Linked DNA regions of Homo sapiens: region 2 is linked to region 1. A link is a contact called in ENCODE Hi-C or POLR2A ChIA-PET data. All regions are on one chromosome and are shown on one strand. Each heading gives the region's core, a stretch centred on a gene start or an enhancer-like site at or near the end of the contact. The rest is flanking DNA. Distances are from core to core; before and after follow the strand shown.

Evidence for each region. Hi-C counts contacts between places; a loop is a spot of excess contacts on that map. ChIA-PET counts read pairs that join two places held with the same protein, here RNA polymerase II (POLR2A). Pooled maps may share reads with other maps.
Region 2: a map of PC-9 shows a loop between it and region 1 (13-fold over the local background). The contact joins the promoter of LINC02793 here to the enhancer-like site in region 1. A Hi-C loop is called at or near these places in 16 of 168 maps with a recorded cell type or tissue (B cell, CD14-positive monocyte, CD4-positive, alpha-beta T cell and 11 more), 3 of 37 single-sample maps with no recorded cell type and 13 of 50 pooled maps. POLR2A ChIA-PET finds 5 or more read pairs at or near these places in 15 of 52 experiments (CD4-positive, alpha-beta memory T cell, CD8-positive, alpha-beta T cell, CD8-positive, alpha-beta memory T cell and 10 more).

Annotation. Positions count from the first base shown.
Region 1 is chr1:24,995,943-24,999,401 of GRCh38, forward strand. No RefSeq gene overlaps it. Among named protein-coding and RNA genes, the nearest start is that of MIR4425, 26 kb to the right of the region's middle. RefSeq lists an enhancer at 1,782-2,011. Within about 2 kb of position 1,794, at least 4 of the 41 ENCODE cell types and tissues checked have a DNase peak (open chromatin) inside an H3K27ac peak, as active enhancers do; they include CD8-positive, alpha-beta T cell and natural killer cell, where a contact is called at or near this core.
Region 2 is chr1:25,039,240-25,042,698 of GRCh38, forward strand. It overlaps LINC02793 (long intergenic non-protein coding RNA 2793), which reads left to right and starts at 1,928. Exons shown (of 3, transcript XR_947090.3): 1 at 1,928-2,139.

The sequences.
Region 1 (3,459 bases), core at 544-3,043:
ACAATGGCCCCTGGAGCTGGGCTCCAGTATTTGCTTCAGGAAGGAACACTGGGCTGGAGTTCTGCGCTGGGTCCTAAGCTCTGGGCATACCCTGATCTTTGGCCCTCAGTGTCTCCATCTGCAAAGGGGCACCCTGAGCTAGGAAGGGTAGAAAGGCCCTTCCAGGCTGATATTCTCACATTCCCTCCTCTCTGTCTCTCTGCTCCCCCCATCTTCCCCCCTCCATGCTGCTCCTCCCTTCTTGGCCCTCCTCCTGTGTCTCACCTGCTGCCTGGCCTCCTGGCCCAGGCTGGCCCTTCTCTCCCCTGTTCCACTCTCTCCTTTAAGATGAGCCATCAAAAGCACATGTCTGATCAGCTCCTGCCCTGCTCAGCAAAATTCCTGGTTCCCCGGTGCCCAAGACACGGAGATCCAGTCCTTCAGGTAACATTCGAGGCCCCCCAGCCTCCTCCTAGTGGTCCTTCCTGGGCCTCCAGCTTCCAGCCCCAGCACACTGTTCCTGTTGTCAAGTGGGCCCAGGGCTTCCCCACCTGCAGGCCCAGTACCTGTCCTTCCCTCTGCCTACAGTGCTTTCCCATCCTTTTCCCTTGGTCAAAATAATGCTTCAAGACCCGCACACGTGTCATGTCAGCCATGGGACCAGGTGTGCCCCCTTTAGAGCTCCCACAGCACTGGCTACAGCCACTCCCGCTGCAGGCCTGGCTCAGATTCCAGGTGACCCCCACAAGGGAGGGTTTGCTCCATGGAGGCTGGCGTCCTCTCCCAAACTCTGAGAGACTGTGGGGTCCCTGAGGGCAGGGGCAGAGTTGTCCCCATCTTTCCCCAGGGGCTCTTTAATAAAGAAAGGTAGCAGCACAACAATAGTATGGGTGTTGGAACCTGCTGGGGTGCCCTTTGTAGGGAGAGCGGGGGTAGTTTGTTTGGGACTGGGTTGGGTTAAAAGGAGTGAGCTGGATTAGGAGGATTTATCTTAAATGTGGTGGATTTAAGTTGAGTTAGGCCCAACCACCCAGGATGGTTAGGCAGAGTTATCTGGGTTCAACTGGATTAAACTGAGCTAGTTAGATTGGGCTTGTTAGTAGAGTGGGGCTGGATTAGTTGGGTTGTCCTGGTTAGGTGAAATGACCTGTGTGGTTGAATTGGGTTGGGTTATTTGGACTGAGAGAGCCAGGTTGGTTTGAGCTGGGTAAATTGAGTTGGTTTGGCCTAGTTGAACTGGGTTTTGGGGTTGGCTTTGTTTGGGTTAGTTCAGTTGGGTTGGTTTGGGCTGGTTTAACTGGAGTTGTCTGGTTAGTTGCATTCAGCAAGTTAGTTGTGTTAGGCTGCTGAGTTGAGTTGGATTGGCCAATTGGGCTGGTTCAGTTGAGTTGGGCTAATCAGTTGATTAGGCTGGATAGGTAGTGGGGCAGGGCTCCTTGGGTTGGGGTGGGCGGTTAGGTTTGGTTAGATGGGTTGAGCCCATTCCTTGGGTTGGGTTTGTTGCTTGGGTGACTGATTTGGGTTGGCTTGGGCAGGGTTAGTTGGGTAGAGCTAGTGGGATGAGATAGGTCACTTGGGTTTCTAGAACTGGACTGGCTTAGACAGATTGGGTTGGTTGGCTTGTCTGTTGGGGTAGGCCGGCTTGGTGGGCTGGGTTATGGCCTGGCTGGGTTCCGGGTTGGCGGAGGGATGGCCGCAGCCCTCTGAACTCTGCTCAGTCTCCAGCTCTAAGTCAGAGCGGGAGGTAGGGGGTGGGCGCGGTGGCCACAAATAGCTGTGGGGAACACAAACAGTTTGGTCTTCAAAGACCTCAGTGGTGGCGGCTGTAACTTTCCACACGGCCCCAGCAAGCACGTCTCTAGGCCTTGTGTTCGGGCCCAGCTGCTGCTTCCTCTGTGAGCAAACCACAGTGTGGGGGGCGGGAGAGGAGGGAGCTTGGGGGCTCCGAGTCTCCCCACAGGAGCCAGGCAGGCCTTGCCAGGCATCCCCCAGCTTAGGTGCCAGCTGCTCTCTGCCGAGGGGAGAGATACTAGAGATACTGACCCTGCATTAGGGGGAATATCCCCTCCCCTACGGCAGCCCTGGCATGGCCGATGTGCCAGGCCCAGCAGGGGCTTGAGAGGAGGAAGGGCTGTGGGGAGGCAGGAGCAGAGGTGGGGGTGATGGTTCAACTACAGGCCTGGGAGAGTCAAGAGTGTCTGAGAGCTTGGTTTCTGCACAGCTGTGGCGGGATCTGGGTGGACATTCATTCATTCATTCATTTATTCAAAAAACTATTTCTTTTTTTTTTTTTTTTTTTTTTTTTTGAGACGGAGTCTCGCTCTGTCGCCCAGGCCGGACTGCGGACTGCAGTGGCGCAATCTCGGCTCACTGCAAGCTCCGCTTCCCAGGTTCACGCCATTCTCCTGCCTCAGCCTCCCGAGTAGCTGGGACTACAGGCGCCCGCCACTGCGCCCGGCTAATTTTTTGTATTTTTAGTAGAGACGGGGTTTCACCTTGTTAGCCAGGATGGTCTCGATCTCCTGACCTCATGATCCACCCGCCTCAGCCTTCCACAGTGCTGGGATTACAGGCGTGAGCCACCGCGCCCGGCCTCAAAAAACTATTTCTTGAGCATTCATTAAGTGCAAAGACCTGCAGACAAGGGTCAAAGGAAGGAGAGATGGGGATGGCCACAGAGACAGGCTGAGGCTTCCTGGAGGGCGGTGTCGCCACGCCATCCCCTGTATTCTTATTCCCTCTGCTCAGCCCCTTTCTGTTGCTCCTTTGAAGGGACCCACTGTGGGCAGCTCAGAACCTGCCTGTGCTCAGACAAGGTGTGCCCTGTGGGCAGACGTGATGGTGGCACTTGCAGCCCAGCACCCTCCCTTCCCCCTGCCCAGCCCTCTAACTTCCCTGCCTCTGGTCTGTGCCACACCCTACCTCCCCACCCATACCAGCTGGGCTGACCCTGCCCTAGTCCCTGGGAAGGCAGAACAGTGAAACACAAGGGGCCTCAGAGTTTGTCAAATCTAAGCTCACGCTGTAGAGATGAAGAAATTGGGGCCTAGAGTCGGAGCATGGCTTGCCTAGGATACATGGTGCATCGGAGGCAGAGCGAGGGTTGCTGTCTGGATGCCCTGACTGCCCACGCCGGGAGCAGCCACCTGGCTCCGTGGGAAGTCCAGCAGTCCCAGCCTTGATATTTACATCTGTGTGGCCTTGGGCAAGTGTCTTCATCTCTCAGCCTCAGCTTCCTTCAGGGCAATGGTTCTCAACCCTAGGTGATTTTGTCTCTTAGGGGAACATTTGTCAATGTCTGGAGACATTTTCGGTTGTCACAACTCGGGGCGTGCAATGGCACCTGGTGGGTAGTAGCCAGGAATGCTGCTAACATCCAACAGTGCCCAGGGCAACCTCCTACAACAAAAAATTGTCTGGTCCTAAACGTCAGTAGTGGTGAAGCTCAGAAACTGTTCTACGCTGACCAGTTGTCCCAGT
Region 2 (3,459 bases), core at 678-3,177, 43 kb after region 1:
CGGGTGATGAATCCCAGCCTGGGGGAGGCAGAGCCAGCCTGGGTGGCAGTGCTCGGCTATGGTGGGACAGAGAGGCCCAGTCAATAGTGCCTCCTGCTGTCTCGTCCAGTGTGTCCCCTTTAGAGTAAGGGGACTCTCCTACTTACAAGGGCTGTATCTCAAGTCCACCAGCAGGGGAGAGTGGCTGAGGAACACCAGTGACTAATCTCAGGCTGCCCAGCCGCTGCCCAGTGGTCAGCGTGGGGCCAAGGTCAGCAGTCAGCCTGGGCCAGAGGTTTGTGGTTGGATCAGGAGTCAGTGGGTACCCCGGCAGGAGTCAGTGTATGGTTTGGCTGAGGGATCAGTCTGTGACAAGGGACAGCCGTCGGTTTATGTTCAAATCAGGACTTCATCCATCACCAGGGTCAAAGAGCAAATAGGCCCAAGTCAGGACTCAAACATGGCCAGCGTCAGAAGTGTGTGTCTGCGGAGTGAAGCCTGCCACCAGCGTTGCATCAGGCCAAAATCTGACCTCAGAGCCAGGTGTGGCCAAATCAGGAGATGCTGTAACCACTGAGCTGCCAGCCCTGTCAAGCAGGATGCTGGGCAGAGGGGACACATCAGTTCCCTCCATCTCCCATGCCAGACCTGGCAAGTCTGGGCAACCCAACCCAAAGCCTCCCCACTGTTCCAACAGCCTGGGGGACTTAGCTGATCTAACATCCACCCATTCCCATTTAACAGATGGAAAAACTGAGCCCAGAGTGGGGCCAGGACATACCCAACATCATAGCGCAGATGAAGACACAGCCAGGACCAGAACTCAAATCTCCTACACCAGTGGGCTTCCCCCCTGAGCCTGAACATGGAGTCACCACTGGCTCAGTGATTACTGAGTGGAAAGGGATTCGAGACGGCAGAGCACTGTGCAGAGATAGCTGGGCATGAGGGGAGAGAATGCAAGCCTCAGCTGGGAATCGGGACTCTTGGATTCTCATCTTCTCAGATTGACTTAATTCACCACTTCAGAGAGGTCTGTGCGTTCACTTGTTCATTGATTCATTTATTCAACAAATGTCTTCTTAGGTAACCTCTCTGGACCTCAGTCTCCTGATCTGTAAATGGGCAGAATGCCTTTCCCAGGATGGTTGTGGAAACAAATGAGAAAACAAATGGGCAACTTCTGGTGACTGCGCACAGGTGCATGCGTGGTTGCAGCAGATGGCAGTGCCGCCCGCGTGCCTTGGTTATTCCTGTGGCTCATGCCCATGGGAAAGCTTCCAACCACAGCACCTGCAACTCCCCCTGCCCCACAACAATGTTCTCTGGTCAGTGGTTGGGGGCAAGCCAGAGTCCTGGGAGTTAGCACACACCTAGGAGTGACCCTCAAGCAATGTTGGAACAGAGCCGAGGAATACACACTCAGCTCCCTCCCCGCTCAGCTGGGGTCACTCAGGTGTGTTCTACGCTGTCTTCCCAGGGTCCCCAGTGGGATGGAGCCCCGGTTGCCCACAGCTATAACTTGCTGGCTAATGCATATTCCTCCCTGGTTTCTTCCCCACCCCCTTACAGGTACTCCTTGGGATCATAAATGAACTACCTGCAACTCACATCCTAGTGTGAGTTGCAGGGTCTGCTTTCAGATCAGCCCAAACTCAGGTATGAACACATCGCATGTCATCTCATCTCACCTTCACAACACCCCTGGGAGGTGGGCCTGCTGCCCCACTCTACAGAAACAAATGCTCAGAAAGCTTAAGGTCATTGTCAAGAATATGGCAGATCTGGAATTTCTCCCCAGGACTGTCTGTCTCCAGAGCCAACACTCAACTATCACGTTATGCATCATCCCACCTCACCCCCAGGGACCTCCCTCATAATGGAAGCAGCAGCAAAGACTTCATAATGAACAGCACCAGGTAAGTGCTTGTGGAGATGAGAGAACTGCAACATTGCCTGTTGTCCTGCAGGCAGTAGTCCCGCAGCAAGCCAGCATGCTTTCCTGGGGACATGATACCTGAGCTGGGCGTTTAAGGATGCACTGGAGTTGTCCAGGTGGTGAATAAGAGAATGCACTCCAGGCAGAAGGAAGAGCAGGTGCAAAGGCTTAGAGACACGAAAGAGGGTGTTGTATTTAAGGAATGCCGGAAAGCAATGAAGGTGTGTGGGGTGTGATGCCTTCAGGAGAGGGTGGGAACCTTTGCTCTAGAAGTAGGCCTGCATTGCCCCTGGTGGGCTGGGCACCACCCTGCTCAGAAGGCTTCAATCAGGCACAGGTGTGGTCAGATGTGTGGCTCTGGTGGCAGTGTGGAGCAGATCATGCTTGATACATAGTATATGCTCAATACAGATGTAGTCTTAACTATTAATTTTTTATTTTATTATTTCAATTTTGTATCTAGTTTGTTTTTGTTTTTGTTTTAAGACTTCTGTACCCCCAATGTCATGAATAATTACTTTCTTCTAAAAATTTTAAATTTTGCTCTTTCCCATTCAGGGCTTTGGGTCATCTGAAATGTACGTTATGTTTGGTGTGAGGTAGGAATAGCATTTTATCTCTTCTGTGTGAAGAGCCAGTTAGCCTAGCACCATTTCTTTATTAAATAGGTTGCTCTGTAAATGCTGACGTCTTCCACGTTCGAAGTGCCCATTTATAAGTGGGTGCGTTCAGAGGTTCTCTCTTCCATTTTTTGAACATCCTCCTTGAATCACTACACTTTATAATAAGCCATCGTCTCTAAAAAGACAAGGCTTTCTTAATATTCTTCTTCAAATTTGAGTTGGTGTATTAGTGCTACGGGATCTTTGGGGTGTCACTTTTCTGGCCGGAAACCTCTGTGTGGCTGCTGCAGTGGGGCAGGCAGCTCCAGGTGCCAGCACCAGTGCCAGCTTTCTGTGAGTCTGTGGTTGGACCAGGTGCATTGCAAGCAGCATCCACAGCTGGCACTGGGAACATAGTGGCACCTGGAAGCTTGGAGATGCCAGGAACCACAGGGACCCAAGGAGGGAGTCATAGGTCTGGCTCAGGGAGCACCCAGGCCTGAGCTCCCTGAAGGGCTGCAGCTCCTCTCTCCTCTTTGCCTGTGGCATGGCGAGCAAGGGACATATCTCAGCCCTGTTTGTGTTACAGCTCTTTAGCCTTGCCATTCATCAGGTCCTGAGTTCTTGTCCTGCAATCCAGAATAATGAAGTATGCAGACAAGTGGAGGGTGAGCAAAAGGAAGAGGAGCTTTACTGAGCAATAGCGCAGCTCAGAGGAGACCTGCCATGGGTAGCTCCTTTCTGCAGCCAGAGTGTCTCGATGAGTGTTCAGCTCCTAGCAGAGCGTGTAGTTCCTGCAGGCAGGTTCCAACAAGTGTTGAGGTCTCAGCAGAGAGGGTAGCTCCTCTCTGCAGCTAGTTGTCCTGACAAGTGTTCAGCTATCAGCAGAGAGGGTTGCTTCTCTCTGCTGCTGGCCATCCTGTTGTCTGCAGCTCTCCG